Linked DNA regions of Homo sapiens: region 2 is linked to region 1. A link is a loop called in an ENCODE intact Hi-C map of the cell type or tissue named here. Cell type or tissue: PC-3. All regions are shown on one strand. Each heading gives the region's core, and the rest is flanking DNA. Links, peaks and the distances in the headings are about the cores only. Region 1 has its middle 3.8 kb from the start of MUC5AC. Region 2 overlaps LOC107987157 (a long non-coding RNA gene).

Region 1 (5,367 bases), core at 296-5,295:
TGAACCACCAGGCATGAGAGAGGCTATGTTCAGAGCATGGAAGTGGCAGAAATGGCAGAACATGGTGGCTCCACCCCGTTTTGTGGATGAGGACACAGGCACTTTGCAGGCCCCCAGTGGTCCCAAGTCTAGGAGGAGGGTGGGGCGGGCTGGCACTGAGCTCACCTCTGGACCCAGCATGCCTGGGCACTGTGGAGATGCATGGCTGGGTTCCTCCTAGGGGACCTAGCATGCCTGGACGCTGTGGGGGTGCATGGCTGGGTTCCTCCTAGGGCAGCAGGGCTCTGAGCAGCGGGCTTTAAATGAGCCATTTAACAGATGGTACAGGAGGGTAATGCACGGGCTCAGGGCCCCACAGCGGGAGCTGCTGGAGTCCTACGCCACCCCCCGCCTGGAAGGGAAGATGTCTGCTCCACAGAGCCCTGGGGTCTCCTGTGGGCAGGGTGTGTGGAGCTGCCCTCCCCTGGTCTCCCCAGGACAGACCCCCACCCTCCACCCCAGGTGCCTTAGGGTAGGCGTGGCCTCCCCAGGTCCTGCCAGCCAGAGCCAGGCTGACCCCAGCGGCCCTGCAGGTCACCTCCTAGGGGCTGTGCCCGGAAACTGGGATGGAAGCGACAGGCTGGGGGCAGAGTGTGAGCCCAGCCCAGGGCTTGCGATGTTGAAACCAGTGCTTCCCTCCCCTGCTCACCTGGCCAGTAACCACCGGGCTGGGGTGTCCTGGCTGGGCTCAGGCCGGGCTGGGGGCCTCTCCTGATGCTGCTGGAGGGCAGACTGGGCCAGGTGCCCCCAACAGTGTGCGCTCGGCCTGGTGGGGCTGAGAAACCTGGAACATACACACCTGTGGGGGTGTCTAAGGGGCTCCCAGGGAGTTCTGGGGGGTCCTGGGGAGCAGGACCCTCTTCACTCCCTCCTCCAGGGGAAGTGGCCCTGGGGCACCCCAGGCTGTTCCCCCAGCTCTGTGGGGCCGAAGCCATCCACAGGGGGCTTTCCCCACCGGATGTGGTGCGGGCCGTGGTTAATCTCACTTGAGTTAGTCACCCAGGACAAACAGCTAACCGACACAATTCCTCCCAAGTCCAGGGGGCCGGAGGCGGGGTCAGCACCTGGCGGCAGGAGACAGTGCTGCCCTGGGATGTGGCCGGGCCTCCCTCCATTCCCAATCCTGTTGTCTCTGTGGCAATACCTGGCTGGGAGCTCCTATCAGGCCCGTGACCCCCGCCCTTTCTCCAGTGCCCTCCTGTCTGCATTCACCTGTCAGATCCCGAGGAGAGAGGGGCACTGGCGGCCGCCCAGGACCAGAGCTGTGGGGCCTCCCGCACCAGAGTGCAGTGAAGGTTTGTGGGCTGCGGTCCCGGCGGAGCCCACGTGCCACCCCCATGCACAGCTTTCCTCCTGCACATCCCACAGAAGCAAAAGCTCCCACCTGCCCGGCACTGTCCCCGCCCTGGGGACCCTCCTGCAAACACTTTCCAGATGACAGGCAGCTGCTGGTCCCAGGCACACACCTTCCCTGAAGGTGCCTCTCACCTGAGGGTGCAGGTTCAAGTCAGGAGGGTGGACTCCTGCCCGGTGGGGTCATCACCCTTCTCAGGGGCTGAGGCAGGGTCTGCTTTAGGGGTTGCGCCTGCTTTTCAGACACCGGCCCCCAGGCCCCTGCTGCAGCCCCACCCGGACCGCATGCGCAGCCGTGCCCGCTAAGTGGTCGGCGCTGCGGGCAGGGTGGCCGGGGCATCAGGGTTCCGAGATGCAAGTGCTGGGCTTGGCTACCACGGGGGGTCGGGAGCTCACGGGGGAAGAGTGATCCTGATTTTGAGGCCAAGTCGCTGGTCTTACACCTGTCCTGGCTGCCGGTCTCAGAGCTGACACCGGCCCCAGGCTGGGGGAAGGTATCCAGCCGGCCTGGCCAGGGCCCCTGCTGGGAGGCAGCAGGAGGAGTTATTGTGCTGGATGGGGGTTGGGAGCTGAGGGGACTGGAGATGGCATGGAGCCCTCCGGTGGGTGGGACTCCCGGGCATATGCTGAGAGCTTTAGGCCTCAGGGAGGGTTCCCAGGAGGCAGGTGGCTGCGCCACGGCTCGGCCAGCCCTGCCTGCACCCTCTGAGAGCCCCCAGCAAGGCTGCAGTGACCACCTCAGATTCCCCTCTGAGGCCTGTGGCGTGGCCGGGACCTCACTGCCCCTGGGGACACACAGAAAATGCCCACAGGGCTCAGAAACAAGGCCCAGTGGGTTTTCTGGAAAGTTCTGGGTGTGTGGAGCCTGGGGCTGTAGGCTCTGGAACTGTAGGCACTGGCTTCAGGCCTCCTGAGGCCTCGGCCTGGTGGGGTTTTCATGGGACCAGGTGGTCAGCCCGTGGCCCATGCCCAGGGGTTTTGGGTGCCTGAGCCCAGGCCCCAAGAGGAAGCCCAGCACAGCCAGGGGTCACCAACACTGGTGGGGGGAAGTCACCCCAGCTGGACCCCAGCAGCGGCCCTGGGTGACGTCTGGCTGAGGGAGGAGAAAGCTGTGGCTGGGGCGGCAAGGCCTGGGTGGCCAGTTGGCCAGGTGCCCCGGGGCTTGGCCCAGCCTCAGACACGCAGGGGGCACTCCCCTCTGAGGGCCACGCTGGTGACTCAGACTGTTCAGAGGTCACGGTATGGACTGGGCCAGTGACTCAGGCCTGTCCTCTGTTGGGGGCTGGACACTGACTCACCCACTGCCTCCTGTCTATCTGAGGGCGTAAGGAGGGCAGGCCTTCAGGCACTCACATGCGGCCCTGGCCAGGGTCCCGGTCACACCTGCAGACCCTCAAGCCCTTCCCTATGCCCCACTGACATAACCACCTGGCCCTGGGATCTGGTCCCACCGCGGGGCCCATTGTCCACTACCAGGACCCTCCTCTGCCTTCATCAGCACCAGGCGACCTGGTGTCCACTCCTGGGCCAGGGCAGGGGAACCCTGGCTACACCTGGTCGAGTCAGACCTCCTGAAGCACCAGTGGCTGGGGTGGTCCACCCTAACCCTGTCAGCCGCTCAGCCTTAAATGTGATCACTCGCTCAGTCAGTCGCCACCCACTCACTCACTCACCCACTCACTTATTCACTCACTCACCCACTCACTTATTCACCCATTCACTCATTCATTCACCCATTCACTCACTCACTTATTCACTCACTCTCTCACTCATTCATTAATTCGCCCATTCACTCACACTTTCACTCACTCACTTATTCACTCATACACTCATTCACTTATTTACTCACTCATTCACTCACTCATTAATTCACCCATTCACTCACTCACTTATTCACTCATAGACTCATACACTCACTCATTCACTCACGCATCCACTCATTCACTCACTCATTTACCCACTCACTCACTCACCCACTCACTTATTCACTCACTCACCCACTCACTTATTCACCCATTCACTCATTCATTCACCCATTCACTCACTCACTTATTCACTCACTCTCTCACTCATTCATTAATTCGCCCATTCACTCACACTTTCACTCACTCACTTATTCACTCATACACTCATTCACTTATTTACTCACTCATTCACTCACTCATTAATTCACCCATTCACTCACTCACTTATTCACTCATAGACTCATACACTCACTCATTCACTCACGCATCCACTCATTCACTCACTCATTTACCCACTCATTCACTCATTCACTCACTCACTCATTTATTCACCCATTCACTCACTCATTCATTCACTCACTCACTGACTCATTGACTCATTCCCTCACTCATTCACCCATTCACTTACTCATTCACTCACCCATTTATTCACTCACTCACTCATTTACTCATTCATTCACCCATTCACTCACTCACTGACTCATTGACTCATTCACTCATTCACCCATTCACTTACTCACTCACTCATTTACTCACTCATTCATTCATTGACTCATTAACTCATTCACTCTCTCATTCACTCACTCACTGACTCATTAACTCATTCACTCTCTCATGCATCCACTCATTCACTCACTCACTGACTCACTCATTCACTCACTCATTGACTCACTCATTTGGTTATTCACTCATTCACTCACTCACTGACTCATTCACTCACTCATTCACTGCTCACTTATTCACTCTTTCACTATCTCTTTCATTCACATTCATTCATTAACTCAGTCACTCACTCATTCACTCTCACTCATTCACTTACTCATTCACTCATTCACTCATCTATTCATTCACTCATTCACTCACTCATTCATTCACCCATTCACTCATTCATTCACCCATTCACTCACTCACTTATTCACTCATAGACTCATACACTCACTCACTCATTGACTCACTCACTCATTCACTCATGCATCCACTCATTCACTCACTCATTTACTCACTCACTCACTCATTCATTCACCCATTCACTCAATCATTCATTCACTCACTCACTGACTCATTGACTCATTCCCTCACTCATTCACCCATTCACTTATTCATTCACTCACCCATTTATTCACTCACTCACTCATTTACTCATTCATTCACCCATTCACTCACTCATTCACTCACTCACTAACTCATTGACTCATTCACTCACTCATTCCCCCTTCACTTACTCACTAACTTATTTACTCACTCATTCACTCACTCATTCATTGACTCATTAACTCATTCACTCTTTCACTCACTCACTGACTCATTCACTCATTCACTCACTCATTCACTCACTCACCCACTCATTGACTCACTCATTCACTTATTCACTCATTCACTCACTCACTGACTCATTCACTCATTCACTGCTTGCTTATTCACTCTTTCACTATCTCTCTCATTCACATTTATTCATTAACTCAGTCACTCACTCATTCACTCTCTCATTCACTTACTCATTTACTCACTCATTTACTCATTCACTCTCTCATTCACTTACTCATTTACTCACTCATTTACTCACTCACTCACCTGTTCACTCACTCGCTCACTCATTCACATTCATTTTAACTCACTCATTTACTCATAGACTCACTCATTTATCCACTTACTTATTCATTACCTCATTCATTCACTCACTCAATCATTTTCCCTTTCCCCACACTCCTGCCACATGTGAAGTGCTCTTTCTCTAGGCACCTGGGCTAAGACAGGACATGGGGAGGGAAAGGCACAGAAATGGAGAAGTAGGCAATCATAAAGAGCTTGGGACGGGTCCCTAGAGAGCTGGAAGCAAGTGCTCAGAACAGCCTTGAGGCACCTCTTCAACCCTAACCCCTCTGCAGCAGGACAAAGGGCCCAGCCCAGCCTCTCCCTTTCCTGCCATTCCTCCCATGGGAGACCTTCTGGTTGGACGCTCCACATGGGCAGTGGAGCAGCCGACCTTGGCTGGGGAGTGTGTGGCTGCCTG
Region 2 (5,367 bases), core at 278-5,277, 93 kb before region 1:
AAAATTAGCCGGGTGTGGTGGGGCACACCTGCAATCCCAGCTACTCGCGAGGCTGAGGCAGGAGAATTGCTTGAACCTGGGAGGCGGAGGTTGCAGTGAGCCGAGATCGCGCCACTGCACTCCATCCAGCCTGGGTGAAAGAGTGAGACTCTATTGCAAAAAAAAAAAAGAAAAGAAAAAGAAAAAGAAAAGAAAAACCAGAAAAAACACATAAAATGCGCCATTGCACTCTAGCCTGTGTGACAGAGTGAGACTCCATTTCAAAAAAAAAAAAAGGCTGGGCACGGTGGCTCATGCCTGTAATTCCAGCACTTTGGGAGGCTGAGGCGGGTGGATCATGAGGTCAGGAGATCGAGACCATCCTGGCTAACACGGTGAAACCCTGTCTCTACTAAAAATACAAAAACTTAGCCGGGCGTGGTGGCGGATGCCTGTAGTCCCAGCTACTCAGGAGGCTGAGGCAGGAGAATGGTATGAACCCATGAGGCGGAGCTTGCAGTGAGCCGAGATTGCGCCACTGCAGTCCAGCTTGGGTCGCAGAGACAAACAAACAAACAAACAAAAAAACCCAGAAAAAAACCACAAAAAAACCCCCATTAAAATAATTTAAAATTTTAAAATAATGTTTAGTAAAATAATGTTTAATAAAAAATAATGTTTAATGTTTAATGTGAGAAATGCTTATATGGTAAAAAATAAGGAAAAAGGATAATTTAAAAAAGAGTGAGAAGAAAATAGAGTCAGATATTTATCTGATCTTTAGAGAAGAGCACTTTTCTAAGCATACAAACAAAGGAAGAAATAATAAAGAAAAAAAGTGACAAATGTGTTACCTCCCTAAAAACGCGTGCGTAAGAACAAGGGTTTGATCCTCACTGACGGGGTCCCAGGTGCTGACTCGAGTCCAGCAAGCCCCAGAGCCAGAGGCTGAGTGCAAACCACGGAGGTGACCTCCATGGCAAGAGCGGTGTGGCGTGTCCGTCCCGCACAGACAGAAATGCGGTCCAGGGGTGTGGGAGGACCATGAAGGGGTCACGCTGAACGTGCTGCAGGTGCCCACCAAGCAGACAGTCTGCCTTTCGAGGTGTGGTTCAGGGAGTTAGCAGGGCGCTAACCGCTGGCTGCTTCGTTGGGTGCAACATAGACAGAAAAGGGGTCACATTAAACTGGAAAGGCCAGACCTGGCTTGGTTTACTGTGGAGGAAGGGATGCAAAGGCCTAGGGAGATTGGAAGGCTAGGGTAGGTTTGTCACTTAAGACCTCCTCACCCACCAGAAGGTCCAGAAGACAGACCTTTCCCCACACTGGGAACTAGATTAGTGAGTGGGGTAGAAATAGGGACAGATCCCTGGGCTGCTCTTCTCTGAGGGCCACAGACCTCACAGTGGGAGCCACAGCCACTCAGCTGGAAAAGAGTCGCAATGGGAAGAATCGACCCGGGACAGCCGAGCGGTGGCTTTCAGCCGTCAGAGGCGAGGGGGACCTGGGACTGCCAGGAGGTGGCTCTCAGCCGTCAGAGGCGAGGGGGACCTGGGACTGCCAGGAGGTGGCTCTCAGCCGTCAGAGGCAAGGGGGATGCGGGCGCCATCATGAGTAGCAGAGGCAGAACGACAGTCAAGCTGGGCTGACCCCTTAGCCACAGCTCTCCTAGGAGGAAAACAGAAAGCCTGGGAAGATGGTACTGGATCTGCGGGAGGCCAAGGTCGGGGTGTCACCTGAGACCAGGAGTTCAAGACCAGTCTGGGCAATATCGTGAGAACCCCATCTCTAAAAACTAAAAAATTAGCTGGGCTTGGTGGTGCACACCTGTGGTCCCAGCTACTCAGGAGGCTGAGGCAGGAGGATGGCTTAAGCCCAGGTGTTCAAGGCTACAGTGAGCCAAGATTGCATCACTGCACTCCTGCCTGGGCAACAGAGCGAGACCCTGCCTCAAAATCAATCAATCAATCAATAATCATGTTCTCAGCAAATATTTAACTTCCCCGATATATTGTGGGGGAAAAGAGGCTGTAAAACAATCTGTGGTAATAACCAGGAGAACTTAGGAGCACCCGTGGGTGCCCATGCGGGCAGAGATTCACGAACACTGTTCACCCCCATAACCAGCAAGGGTGCTGCTATCCAGAACCCATCGCAGATGAGCAACTGTGCCTGCCCAGGCCAGGCCACGGCACCCAGCAGCCGGGACCCCTCCCCACCTGAAACGATACTGCCACCTGGGGACCCCAGGCCGCTGACATGGGGACGCGCTAGAGCTTTCGAACACGTCTCTGCATCTGGACATGCCCTCGGTGCACGTGTATTGCTTTAAGTTCAGAGACGTCAAATGTCATTTAATGAAAAGACTCCGGCTACATAATTGTCCCCAGGAATGCCCAGGACAATGTCAGGAATCTCCCAGACCTGCACAGAAGGTGGGAAAGATTTTGAAGGATTAAGAGGCTTCTCGGGGGAGGGGGAGGGGGACATTTTTCTTCCACCCACGGACAGTTTTGTGTTTTCTGATTTCTGTAACGAGTGCCACAGCTCTGTATGGAAAACAGCACTGCCTTTGGCGTCCCTCCCAATTCCTGGCACATGAGTCAAGGGCTCCCATAGCGTCACCGTTGAGGGCAGGGCAGCCCCGGGCTCACAAAGTAAAGAAGGAAAGGGCCAGGCCTCACTGCAGGGTCACCCCGAGGCCATAAAATCCTGCACCTTATGCCTTGGGCACCATTTAATACAATTAAACGGTGCAATAAAGGAAGGGAGTAATAAAGAAAGCAAATGTCAGCCAGCGAGGACATCCGGCACAGGCCACACCCCAGGTCCAGCCCCACTAGGGTGGAGTTTGAGGTCCCTGGGAACCCCAGAGTCTATGCACTGCTGTGCCCAGCTAATTTTTTAACATTTCTGCAGAGACAAGGTCTCCCTAGATTGCCCAGGCTGGTCTCGAACTCCTGGCCTCAAGCGGTTTTCCCAATGTGGCCTCTCCAAATGCTGGGATTATAGGTGTGAGCCAGTGGGCCCGGCCACGTGCTCTTATGTAGCTTATCAGAGTGTATGACGCTGCCTGTCCCATTGCTGGGGATGTTAACCTTGAACCCTTGGTTCAGGTGGCGTCTGCCAGGTCTCTGCACTGCAAAGTTACTATTTTGCGACTTTGTAATTAATAAATATCTTAGGGAAGATACTTTGAATTCATGTAAATAACTTGTTTCTCTTCTAACCTCAGCCTATTGACTTTAGCATACCTCTGTAGACAGCTGTTAATCCTGTGGCCTCTGATGGTGATTTTCTATTTACTTCATTTCTTCTGCATTAAGTAACTGGAATTCTATTAAAATAAGCTGTTTCTTCTTATTTGTTTGTGCAGTTATTTACTTCACTATGGGTTTGTAGATACTTATTTTATTATTTGGGTTATAATCCAACATTATCTTTATTTTGTTTCTCAAATTGTTCCAGTGTTGGCCATGGCAGCCCCTTCACAGTGGCTCCTGTGTGCTTTCACCCTATCTGTTTTTGAGCCCTTCCTCACTTTCTGGCACCATAAAATGCTCCAGGTTTATCTTGTAATTTCCTTCCCCAGAGACCCAGCTACTTCTCTAAGGAGTCCTGATTCTTTTAATTGGAAAATGGTATTTAGAAACCAAGATCTGGACATTGGGTGTGGTAGTTACTACTGGGGTGTCATTTTTTTTTGGTAGACCTTCTCAGGGGAGAATACTAGAAAGCATCTGTATATACCCTAATCCATACACACACACATTCACACACACACACACACACACACACACGTGCGCACACACATTTCTACCTATCTCTTCTATCTCTCTATCCGTCTATCATCCATGAAACACATTGTTGTAAGCCCTTGGTTTTTGGGTGCTTTGTTATGCAGCAATAGCTGACTGATACATGCGGCTGGGATTGTGCACACTGTATTTTCAGGCTCTTTGACCAGATGTCTTCCTGGAAGGCACTGGTGGGAGGTGAGGAGAGGAGATTTCTGTTCCTTCACCAGCTTCTTTCAGGGCCCTCCAGCCATAGAGGGGGGTGGCTACTCCAGCCCACCACTTCTTTTGGCACTCCCAATACTGGCTCTGCCACTCCATCCTTTCTCTGTGCTCCTGGGTTCTGGCAGCCCAACCTCTTTCATTTGTTCCCCCAGCCCTGGGAGTGGAAGCTGCTTCCTGCTGTTCACAACGTCAGGTGCCTCGGTGCCCGTCTTCTCTTCCAGCCTCCAGCACCTGTGTAACCAGTTCTCTGTATTAACTTCCTTCTGTTTGAAATAACGAGTGTGGCTTCCTTTTCCTGACTGACTGCACAGTGATGGATGTCAAGTGGACTTTCAAGGTGAGTCTGAGGTACAGAAGCTGGAGATGCACTAGCGGGTGGATGAGGAGACAGACCCTCAGGAGGGAGGGGAACGTGCGGTTTAGCCAAAGCCGCATGTAGGGAAAATCCACCACGTTCCACTCCTACATGGGAAAAGAAGGAAAGCCTCAAATCAATGGTCTCTCTACCGTAAGAAATTAGGAAAGAAAGAGAAGAGCAAATTAAGCCCAACGTGAGCAGGAAAAGCAAAATCATCAATAAAACAACAAAATGAAACACTAGAGAAAAGTCAACAAAACCAAAAGCTGGTTCTTTGAGAAGATCAATTAGACGGATAAACCCCTAGCCAGGCTGGAGAATAAAAGAGAAAACAGACAAATTACCAATGTTAGGAACAAGACAGGTGACGCCACTGTGGATTCTACACATATTACAAAGATAATAGGGGGACATCATGAACTACTTCAAGTCGAAACATTTGGCAGCCCGGATGAAAAGGACAAACTCCTTGGACACAGGATGAATCGAAGATCACTTGGGCAGAAATAACTTGAATGGCCCTATATGTTAAAGGAATTGAATTGTAAATAAAACACAACAAAGCCTTCCTGCAAAGAAAACCCCAGGCCCAGATGGTTTCACTGGTGAATTCTACCAAAGATTTAAGAAAGAAGTATGTCAACTCTGCACAAACCCTTCCAACAATAACTGAAAAGAGAGGAACACCTTCAACTCTTCCTCTGAGGCCAGTATTACCCCGATTTCAAAACCACATAAAAACATTATAAGAAGACTATGAACCTTTCCTTTGAAAGCAGTCTTTAGATACAAGCTTTATCTGACACATTAACATGTTAGACTGCTTTCAAATGAAAGACTGTGTATCAAATGAAAGAAGGGGCTTATGAAGGTGTTGGAAATGAGATCATCGGGAAAAGAGTGTGGGAAGGGGCTTTCCTATCCCTCTTATTTACAACCCAACTTAATAAACACACGGTATACTATTTCCTGCTATTCTTTGTCCTATGTTTCCTGGTTATTTTGATA

What was found. Hi-C counts contacts between places; a loop is a spot of excess contacts. Peaks named below come from ENCODE experiments on the same cell type or tissue, not always from the same donor. Only the 100,000 strongest peaks of a DNase experiment are listed, where the experiment ranks them.
Region 2: it touches region 1 in a loop (8-fold over the local background); 1 of 110 quality-filtered maps calls a loop at or near these places.

Annotation. Positions count from the first base shown.
Region 1 is chr11:1,151,503-1,156,869 of GRCh38, forward strand. No RefSeq gene overlaps it. Among named protein-coding and RNA genes, the nearest start is that of MUC5AC, 3.8 kb to the right of the region's middle. RefSeq lists an enhancer at 252-1,005. In PC-3, for the core only: no CTCF peak of the experiment used is centred there; DNase peaks (open chromatin) are centred at 1,049 and 2,619; H3K27ac peaks cover 3,718 bases.
Region 2 is chr11:1,058,414-1,063,780 of GRCh38, forward strand. It overlaps LOC107987157 (a long non-coding RNA gene), which reads right to left. Exons shown (of 5, transcript XR_007062544.1): 4 at 4,704-5,367; 5 at 1,919-4,463. Among named protein-coding and RNA genes, the nearest start is that of LINC02688, 11 kb to the left of the region's middle. RefSeq lists an enhancer at 2,030-3,229. In PC-3, for the core only: no CTCF peak of the experiment used is centred there; a DNase peak (open chromatin) is centred at 2,608; H3K27ac peaks cover 4,540 bases.